2 separate regions of the Homo sapiens genome follow, and region 1 is linked to region 2. A link is a loop called in an ENCODE intact Hi-C map of the cell type or tissue named here. Cell type or tissue: ascending aorta. All regions are shown on one strand. Each heading gives the region's core, and the rest is flanking DNA. Links, peaks and the distances in the headings are about the cores only.

What was found. Peaks named below come from ENCODE experiments on the same cell type or tissue, not always from the same donor. Only the 100,000 strongest peaks of a DNase experiment are listed, where the experiment ranks them.
Region 1: a loop joins it to region 2, with 3 times the contacts of the local background. A loop is called at or near these places in 4 of 110 quality-filtered maps.

Annotation. Positions count from the first base shown.
Region 1 is chr19:6,271,703-6,275,702 of GRCh38, forward strand. The region is part of intron 1 of MLLT1 (MLLT1 super elongation complex subunit); the gene reads right to left. Among named protein-coding and RNA genes, the nearest start is that of MLLT1, 6.3 kb to the right of the region's middle. RefSeq lists an enhancer at 1,394-1,993. In ascending aorta, for the core only: no CTCF peak of the experiment used is centred there; DNase peaks (open chromatin) are centred at 139, 580, 2,349, 3,167 and 1 weaker place; H3K4me3 peaks cover 3,280 bases; H3K27ac peaks cover 3,878 bases.
Region 2 is chr19:6,099,906-6,106,819 of GRCh38, forward strand. All of the region lies in intron 1 of RFX2 (regulatory factor X2), which reads right to left. Among named protein-coding and RNA genes, the nearest start is that of RFX2, 7.1 kb to the right of the region's middle. In ascending aorta, for the core only: no CTCF peak of the experiment used is centred there; DNase peaks (open chromatin) are centred at 3,606 and 5,091; H3K27ac peaks cover 4,000 bases.

The DNA of each region.
Region 1 (4,000 bases), core at 1-4,000, 170 kb after region 2:
CTATCAAATACAAGAATGTTACAAAATAAAGCAGCAGCCAAGCGCACACTTGCTTCTAAGTGCTGAGATAGCCGGGAGCCAGCCAGACCATGGCCTGAGTCCCACACCCTCCCCTGACAGAGCCGCCCTCCCGGGCCCCAGACCAGACAGCTCCCATCTGCGCCTTTCCACGCCATCGCTCGGCAACTGGCCAGGTGTGTCCCAGTGGCTGCAATCCCTCCAGTACCTGTCTCTTCTTTGGCATTTCGAGGCCCCGTTCAGACCCCGCCACCTGGCTGAGTGCCCCGGCGCCTGGCCGGCTTCCCTCCCTCTCCGTCCCCCTCTGAGCTCTCAGTTGTCACGCGATGGAGCCGCTGGGGCAGGCAGATCCTATCGCCCCCACCCCCGCCCGCCATGTTAAAGCTTTCCACGGCTTGTCACTCCCTCAGAAGGAAGCCCGAGCCCCGCGCACGTCTTCCACGCGTGTATTTCCTCAAGTCTGAGACGCTCGTCTCTTTTCATGTCCTAACCCTTTTGAAGTCAGAGTCCAGCCTGCACACAGGCGCACACGTGCACACACAGACACAGAAGCTGCTCCTGAGTTGGTGGCGCTGTCCTGGTATCTCAGAGTCCCAGAACTGAGGAAATGCAGGAAACGCGCACATTCCAGCTCAATCCTACAGCCAGCCCCAGACACACCAGGAACAGCCACCCTATCTCTCTTCATCTCTTCTAGTGCCGCAGCCTGGGTGCCCTAAGCTCGTTTCAAAACCCTACTCATCTCAAGTCCTGGCTCACACGCTGCCCTGTCCAGGGCCCTTTCTGGTAGCCACGCTGGAGACCAACCTTGAGTCCCCACAGAAGCCTGTGGACAGCTCCACGGGAGCCCCTTCATCCCATCCCCCGCTCCTGGGTTGCTGACGCAGCCCCCAGGGCCCCTGTGAACTCTCTGAGAGCAGGGACTACATCTTGTTCGTCCTCTTAGCCTCTATCTTGAAACCACGGGACAGGAGGCCTGGACGATGCTGGATTAATTAAACCAGAGAGCCTCTCAGGTCAGGGAGTTCTAAATGCTGCTTTTGGAGACGGCAGGGCCATGGTGGCAGATAAGGACAGGCCAGTTCCAGCATGTGGAAGAACTGGCCAGAGAGGCTGAGGGTCTGTGCGCACAGCAAGCCAGGTATAAGAAATGAGGCGGAGGCGTGCAATTTCTATTTGGCAACTTAAAAAGTAAACTGAAACATGTACATGATACAGATGTACAATTTTTATTTGTCAACTAAAAATTAATTTTTAAAAGGAAAGGGGGCAGAGGGGATTCCCTTGGCTCAGGACGACTGTCCCTCTGGAGTTCCCTGGGAAAAGAGGGCAGGGACTCCCTAGGGACCAGGCACACTGCAGGGGGTGCCTGGGATCAGGCCGGAGACAAAAGAAATAACCCGTCGTCATAAGTGGCTGACAGATATGGGAAACGGTCTCGGAGTCAAAAGCCCCCGGCCCTCTGTGTAAGGCCTGGGGTGCAGGCAGAAAAGGGCGAATGGCAAACTAACAGCAACCCCAGCCCATGAGGAGGCAACCAGAAGGAGTGGCTGGAAAAAGGGGTGAACACAGCCCAAAGCCACAGAACTGACAGGACCCGAGGGTGGAGGACATTCAGGTAACCCCAAGATCCGGGCAGCAGGGACATTCACGACCCCAGTGTGGGAAGAAAGTGGGGATGGACGGAAGATCAGGCGCACTCATAAACCCCCGGCGCTGCGGATTCATGAGGATCTCAGGTAAAAGTACCCCCACCAAACACACGAGGTGAGGGCTGAGCACCGGCATGGCAATACTCAGGCCAAGCACGAGTGTCTGCCTGAACACCACCGCATTCCAACAAACCCAAAACAACACTGACATTAGCCCCGAGCGGCCATGACCACCCTCTATGCTTACACGCCTGCGCCTCTGCCTTTTTCGCTAGAAAACAGGAAGGCAACCCCTGTCCCGCTGGGAGCATTACAGGTGAAAACTAAATGTACATATACATCATGGGAACAGCACCAGGATGCGGGAGAACGACCCCTGCTTCTGTGGAGCTGACTCCCACACAATGACAGTGTCTCCTCGGAATCGCTTATTCACTGACCCGGCCACTCAGACCTCGGCCGACTTCCCGGCATTTCTGATGACAGGGAGTTCCTACCCAGGGCACGCAGGCGGCAGAGCAGTTATTGTGAAAGAGTGAAAGACCGCGGTTCCACTGGAGAGGGGGAGGATGGAAGCACCAGAACTCCACCGCAGTGGCCAAAGTAAACAGGAAGGTTCCGAGGCAGCGATGGGTAATCTTTGCAGCCGGCAGGCCGGGCCCAAAGTGCTGCCCAGGCGACACTGATGCCCTGGGGGCTGGCGCCAACTTGAGCCTCAACACCCACTGTTAAGGACACACCCCAGACTTGGCCAACAGATGCGAAGTTCGGGTGCCCGGCCTGCTGCACCCAGGGGACTGTGGAGCGCTGAGGGGGGCACTCCCCGGAAGGGTGGAATAACAGAGTCTCTGCTGTTGTAGTAAAAAAGGAATCACAGATTCAGTAAGACGCTCAAGCCACGTCAACGGGAGGCAAGAAGTGGAGCCCCGGCCAACGCGTTTGACTTGTCAGGTCATGATAATTTATTAGCACAGCTAAGCCAATTCCATAGCCAAGGGTAACCACCCCCCTTCCCCCACACCACCTGGACTCTTTCCTTGGCCATTAGGACCAAAGAATTGAAGCTAATCAATTAGCTGTCTCTCTAGGAAGGGTGCCTGGCTGCAGAGGTTAAGTGACAGGCTCTCCAGAATGTCTTAGAGTGAATAATCTGATTGGTCAGTGGCTCTCCCCCAACTTTATCCCAGCAAGTTCCTTCAAGGCACCAGGAATGCCTGCTGCTGGGAGGCCACTTTTTTGGAACCTCTGGAATAGACGGCTGGAAATGAGCCGGGGGGCTGTGGTCTCAGGGATTTCCACTTCCCTGCACCTCTGGGACCACCCTGACACCCACTCCCCAACAAAAGCCCAGGATAAAGGGGAACCTTCCAGGACTGTCCCGGAAAGAGCTGTCCGTCTCACTTCTGGGAAACCATCTGAAAGACAGCGGACGGAGGGATGGGCACGAGCGCTCCAAGGGCCATCTGGGGACAGTTAGGCTTGGGCAGAGGGCCTCAGCTGGGACACTGCCCTCTCTCCAGGCCAGCTGGCAGAGGGCACTTGGAACCAAAGGGCCAAAATCCCAAATCAGGCAAACCAGGCAGCCTCTCGAGGGCAGCTTCCCCGGGGCTTTCTCAACGCAGCGTGCGGTTCTCCCCAGGTGTGGGCTACAGCGGCCGCCGCCTGGCAAAGAGCCGCGAGCCAGCCTTGTTCCAACAGCTTCACACAATTCCTTCAGCCAATGTACCCCACTTCCTGCAAGCCCTGAAGGCAGGTCTTCAACAACCAGTTCATCTGAAGATTTCCCCTGGTCTTCTGGTGGGAATTCTCAATAGATGCCCTTCCTCTGGGAACTTGGACTTCGCCCAGTGGTGGAATTACACCTGGAGTTCGGCTACTGCATCTAATTCCCTCGGAGGCAACGATCCCCTCCCATCCCAGGAGAGGAGAACACTGAGGAGTCGTTTCCCCCTTCAGCCTAAATTGATTTTGAGGTCCTCCTGGGCTGAACACGTGCACGTGTGTGAGCCACACATGCACAAACAGGAAGAGGTGACGAGGCTTGGGCGATCCCATGGAGCGACGGCAACATGAGACCCAATAAAACCCCCTGCGGAATCTTCTCCCGCCAAGCCCAGTCGGGGCCCTCAGTGGTAACCACTGAATTAGAATGTAAGAGATGGGGAAAGACAGGTGCCCCTCTGTGACAGTCCTCTGAAGCGGAGAGCTGCCCACCCAGAAGGCAGGGGCCTCTCACTAACAGGTACACCGGGTCCTGGTCCCCTGACTGCTGGCACACTGGGGCTAGGGGCCAGCACCTCCACCCCTCTTCTGGCTCCATCTGTCCTCGT
Region 2 (6,914 bases), core at 1,570-5,569:
GGGAAAGGGGAGTGTGCTTTTGGCAGGTAGAGGCCTGGGAGGCTGCTCCACATCCTACAGTGCACAGAACAGTCTCCCCAACCAAGAATAATCTGGCCCCAAATGTCAATAGTGCCAGGGTAGAGACTCAGCTCTAGTTTATATTTTCCAACTTAGCTCCTCAATGAAAATCTCAAGTTTCCATGGCAAGAGGGGATTAAAGAAGGGTCTTGAGGGAAGAGTAGGATTTTCTTCAGTAGAAATGACATTCCAGAGAAGGGATAAGAAAGTACAAGACCCGTTTAAAGTATGGCAAGCTCATTTGGAGTAGTGAAAGGGAGGCAACGAAAAGGGAGATGGGGCTGGACTGAAGGAAGCCTTGAATGTGTGGTTACAACAAAGGGGAGGGGACAGTTTGTCCGTTTGGCTAACAAAAGTAGTAAGAAAGTGCCCTTCCGTTCCTCCTGACATAGCTCAAAGAGACATGACAAGGCGGTTGGGAGAAGAGGAAGAGATCAGTAAGAATCCAGAGACGACAGAGCCCAAGGTCTGTGCAAAGAGCCGCAGGGAGACAATACAGGAAGTGATTAGGCAGGAGGCTTTGGCGGCGACCGGAAGGCTGGAGAATTATTGCCTCTGTAACAGGAGAGGAGGGCTACTTCCAGTAAGAAGGACCAAGACTCCAGAGGCCACTGGCACTAGAATAAGAAGAGAAGTAGGCTCATGCAGGCCCACGTAAATCGGAGGAAGGTGGAAGTTTCCTGACCGGAAGTCTAGGTGGGAGGCGCCATGTTGCGGCCCAGCCGCTGCTACTGACTCCACCATCCGGCAGTTCGTGAAATTAAATAACTGCAAATTGATGAGTCTTTTCTTTTGCATGCTGAGTCTCTCCAATGAGCACACTCATCAGTGTGAACCAAGGCTGGCAATTAATTGAATTATATTGATTTAATTGAATTAATTAATTGAATTATATTGATTTAATTGAATTAATTAATTGAATTAATTAATCATATCCATTTCCAGAAGTAATTTTTACTCACCCGCGTCTGTCATTTTAAAGGTCTGCAGTAAAAATACCAGGATTTACACAAAAGATTTGCTCCTGAGACATATCCTGCTTTTAACTTAGGCTCTGAATATCAGTTGCCAATGGTTTCTAACAATTTTAAATTTGTCTAGTGCCTTCTCCCCTCTCAACTGTCCACATGACGATATATTAATACACGTAAATGCTTAACTAATTATAAGCTCCTCAGATGTTTGATATTTCAGGCCCACAAATATTTTCTAAAGAAATGGATGGAGACCCCAGAGAGCTCCTCACTGAAGTCCCTAGTAGGGTGAATTCTTCAAGAAAACGAATAATTCCTTTTAAAATCAGAAGCACATCTTTTAGTCTGTTTTCAGTGGGTCTGGAATTCCAAATATATTTTTTCTCAAGGCAGGCTACATCTGTCTGTATGTATTCTGAGAAGGACAGGAGAGGTGGGAAAAAGGCCTTCGTGTTATTTTCTTTGGGTTTCCACTGGCCTGGGTGGAGCCCGCATACATTTTTGTGGGCTGGTAATTTTTTTGGAAACTGCTTCTAAGGCCTTTCCCCACAGATCACCTTTTGGACAGAAATGTATCCTTGGAAACATGGCACAGTTTCTAAAAGATAAACAGTTTGCATTTTTAAAAAAGTATAATTAAGTGCTGTTGCAGCTTTAGGAATGGACTTCTATATCATTGGTATAATTTCAACAGTTTTCCAGGAGACAGGCGTTCATGAGTCAAGCCTTCTGCCTTTCTGTGGGGACCCAATCCTTTTTCACATGGGACTTGGGCAAGTCTAATCTTTCTGGTTGCCATTGGATCTCACTCTTCATGGTGCTCAGTTCTTGAAGTTATTTCCTCCTTTGCCTTTTGAGCCTCTGTCCAGGTTCTCCCTCTACCTAAGAGTCCCTTTGAGATCTCTGCTTAGCATGGTTCACAATAGCTGTAAGGTGGAAACCACCCAAGTGTTCATCCATGGATGAATGGGGAAACACAATGTGGCATATCCATGCAATGGAATATTCTTTAGCCTTAAAAAGGAAGGAAATTCTGATGCATGCTACAGCATGGATAAGCCTTGAAGACATTGTGCTAAGTGAAATAATCCAGTCACGGAAACACAAATACTCTATGATTCCACTTATATAGTGTATAGTCATCACATTCACGGGGACATGAAAACATGGGCCGCCCAGTCCTGAAAACATGGCCACACCCCTCTCCCCCATCTGCTGCCTGCAGAACACTATTCTCAAGATGCAGTTCAGATCCACATCCTCTTTTCAGACCTTTCCTCAGCTCCAGGGACAGCTGGCCTCCCCACTTTGTCTGCCCTCTGTGCCCTGTAGAAACATCTAGCAAAGCCTATTTGATACTGACTCCTCTTCCTTGTTGGTCTTTGGTCTTTGTAACTGGATAGGATAGCACTTTACTCAAAATAGGCAATGAATAAATGAATGAAGGATGAATGAATGAAGATTGTATGAATGAATGATGAACAAATGTCAGGAGTCTGAAAAGCAGGTCTTCCGGTAAATGACTGGACACCTTTGATCTGACAGGTACCGGCTGATGTGAACTCTACCAATGATCCAGTTTATACTTCGAATAGCATCCAAACTTTGCCCATGGCCTCCAAGGCCCTGCAGGTTGCCCCTGCCTCTTCTGCCTCTCCTTGCTTTGCTCGCCAGGCATCAGCCACACAACTGCAGGACCTTTGTACCTGCTGCCCCCTTCCTGGAAGGCTCTTCCTTCTGAACCCCACAGCGCTGGTTCCCTCTCCTCATTTCAGTCTCAGCTCAACTGTCACCTCCTTAAAAACTGCTGGACGCCAGGAGCCCAGTCCGCATCACACGGCCTTGCTTTTTTGTCTCTACTGTTCAATTTTTCAGCCAAGTTCAAATACAAGAAGCCTCTTATGGCCAGGCACAGTGGCTCACATCTATAATCTCAGCTACTTGAGAGGCTGAGGCAGGAGGATTGCTTGAGCCCAGGAGTTTGAGGCTGCACTCCAGCCTGGACAAGAGAGCGAGACTTCATCTCGTTTTTTATTATGAATTACCCATCCCCCAGTCTCAGACATATACACAAACACATGCACACACGTCCAAAAAAACTGCAGAGATCTTAGTAGAAATAGGCTTACCATATATAGCACATCTGGGCTTCATTATGTAATAAATGACAAATAATCACTATATTGGACCATTACATGTAAGTTCTACATATTTTTAATGGCTTTTCAGCTTTTTCTCCACTTTGAAACATGGACTGTAGCAGGTGTAAATGGACTGACAGCATTTAAAATCTATCTGCTTTATGTATCATCTACAGGCAGTGGCAAGTCAACTGTACTTTTTAGAAAGTCATGGAATTCACAAACATTAAAAATAAGAATAAGGAATTGCCAGGGCATACAACAGGGTTTTCAAACATGCAAGACCTATGTATCATAAAACAGGAATGCACTTTCAGGAAAAAACAACTGAGGTGCAGCAAGGCCAGGCCGTCTGCTCCTAAGGGCCCAACTCAAGTCCTGGCACGAAGACCAGGCCAGTCCCCGGCTCCAAGTGGCTCATTTCCAGACTCTGACTGTGTTGGCATCCAAGAGCCAGTGATAACAGAGAAGGGAAACCAGTCTTAAAATGTTCTCATCTGTAGAGCTGGCCACTCCCCAAAACTCATCATAAATGTGATGTTTGGGGAGTCATTTCAGAGGGACCCATGCCACAACCAAGATGTAGGACTCCAACAACTTTTCGTGCTGTTTTTGTTCTTACGAAGCACTTATGTTTGCAGAGGGACATATTAGTACCCATGAGTTTCTAGGTTAATTTAAGGGAATTTCCTACCCTAAAACAGACAGCATGAGGCCGACCACTCAGTCAAGCAAGATGTATGTACTAAACGCCTCCTTAGCATTTGGTCCTGGTCAGGAAACCACAGTAAAAAACTGATCATCCCAGGCCACTTACTACTTATTTGCTTCATCCTAATAATAATAATAATAACAACAGTTACTTTTTTCTGAGCACCTATTAGATGCCAGCCCCTGTGCTAAATAGCTTATAGAAATTATTTCTAATATAGCAACCACACGAGCTATTATTATCGATTTCACAGATGTCAAACCTTGCCCCAGAGCCACTAAGCTAATAAACGGTGGCACCACAATTTAACTCCTTCTCTGCTGTGCCCCAAAGCCCTGGTCTGCAACACCCAGCACTATGACCTGCAACTTTTCCTTTCCTCTTTCCCCTGCCCCATTCATCCAGATTCATCCAATTTGGGCTCTACTGACTCAGAGATGGCAATATGAACTTAAGGTACCTATGAGCAATTCTTAATTTAAAAAAAATTTTTTTGGCCGGGTGCGGTGGTTCACGCCTGTAATCCCAGCACTTTGGGAGGCTGAGGTGGGCGGATCATGAGGTCAGGAGATCGAGACCATCCTGGCTAACACGGTGAAACCCCGTCTCTACTAAAAATACAAAAAATTAGCCAGTTGTGGTGGTGGATGCCTGTAGTCCCAGCTACTCGGGAGGCTGAGGCAGGAGAATGGCCTGAACCTGGGAGGTGGAGCTTGCAGTGAGCTGAGATGGTGCCACTGCACTCCAGCCTGGGCAACAGAGTGAGACTCCATCTCAAAAAAAAAAAAAAAATTTTTAAGGGCAGGGTGTCGCTATGTTGCCCAGGCTGGTCTCAAACTCCTGGGTTCAAGCGATCCTCCTGCCCTAGCCTCCCAGGTAGCTGAGATTGCAGGTGTGAGCCACCACACCCAATGCAGCTCTCAACTCTTCATTTCTACATATGCTTTCCCCATAAGTGTCAAGGAAACCATTTGTTTATTCATTTCACAAATATTTCTCAATTGCCTACTCAGCACCAAAATTCTTCTCAGCCCTGGGGATATAGAAGTTAATAAAACAGCTCATGCCTGTAATCCCAGCACTTTGGGAGGCCGAGGTGGGCAGATCATGAGGTCAGGAGATCGAGACCATCTTGGCCAGCATGGTGAAACCCTGTCTCTACTAAAAATACAACAATTAGCTGAGCGTTGTGGCACGTGCCTGTAATCCCAGCTACTCAGGAGGCTGAGGCAGAAAAATTGCTTGAACCTGGGTGTCAGAGGTTGCAGTGAGCCGAGATTGCACCACTACACTCCAGCCTGGTGACAGAGTGAGACTCCGTCTCACAAAAAAAAAAAAAAAAGAAGTTAATAAAACAGAAGTTCCTGCCCTTACTGAGCTGACATTCTAACAAGAGGACAGTGATAATACAATAAATACGTATAACTTATGGTGTGTTATATAGGAATAAATGCTAAGGAGACAGAGAAAGCAGGGAAGGAGGCTGAGAGCACCCATTCTCAAGTGGGTGGCCTGGTGACATCTGAGAAAAGGCCTGAAGAAAGTCGGAGAGCCAGCCCTCCAAATACCTGGGCAAAGAGCTTTCCAGGCAGAGCTGGAATGAGCTTCCAGAGGCCAGCAGGGTGGAAGTGCAGTGAGGGAAGGCATCTAGCTTGGCGATGAGGTCAAAGAGGTATTAGGCTTGGCGGGGAGTGGAGTTAGGGGTGACTTTGGCTTTTGCTGCAGATGAGATGGGAGCCATCGGAGGGTTTCGAGCTGAGGGGTATGAAGTAGAACTTAACATGACGCCGCCTCTCCCAGGGTTAACAGGCCCCGTCTGGCTGCTGGGCTGAGAGACTGCCGAGCACCAGTGGTGGAATCATCCGGGCTAGATGCTGGTGGCTGGGACCAGAGGGGCTGGCAGTGGAGGTGGCGAGGCATGGTCAGGTTCTGGGGAACTACTGAAGGTGGAGTCAACAGGATTTGCTGATGGCTTGGGAGAGAGGAGTCAAGGACAGTCCTGAGGTTTGGCCTGAGTAATGGGAAGAAGTGAGTTGATATGTACCAACGAGTTTGGGGGGTGCTTTGGGAGGAGTAGATCTGGGGGGACTATGACAGGCTCAGCTTGGCCACCTTAAGTTTAAGGTGCCTGTCAGAATCCACCTGGATGTACCCAGCAGGCAGCTGGATAGATGTTTTCTGCAGAGAAGAGCTTAGAATCCTAAGCCAGTCCAGAGCTTCCCAGGCTCCAGTTCCCTATAGGCCTGTTAGGGCCTCTCTCTGGACCTTTTGCCACTCCTCCTTCACCTACCCTTATCCCTTTCGCCCACTTCATTCTGGGTCTTCCCCTATATTTTTTTTCCTGGGAGAATCCTTTTGCTGATCTTAGAGTTTCCAAGAAGCAAGTAGGTGGTTTTCAGTTTTTTCTCTAATTCCCAGTGTATATTCCATCGGCCTGCCCATCCATCCATCCATCCATCCATCCATCCATCCATCCAACAAAATAAGACCTTTCACTACACCAGGCATATGTCTACATGAGAGAACATGAGAACATGACCAGCAGAGGAGCTAATTGCCATTTAAATTCTAGAGACGGAGTCAAAACATCTTTTTAAAAAATACATAAGCCCACAACCCCTTACAACAATACTGAAATCCAGGAAACTCTGAAAACTGGCAATTTTTTTGTAAATTTGGCATGGACTCACTTGGTGACAAAAGCTGGCCTGAATTGACATGAAGTTACTTATGGTCCTTCTCTTCCCCACTTCGGGTGAATATTCATATAGTTCAGTTCAGAAATACGGCTGTGTTTAGTGGGAATGCCCTGGACCCATAGTTTCAGAGACAGGCCCACAGACTCGCATTCTCCTCCCCTGCAGTTTAGTGAGTGTCCTGACAAGCAAGATGAGAACTTCCCTTGGTTTTTCAAAAGTTTCCTATTTTACAAGTAAGTGGGTACCTATGGGGGTATACTGTTTAAATGTTTGTAAATATTTAAATATATTTGTTTTATATTTAACATATATTTATATTTAAATTTTA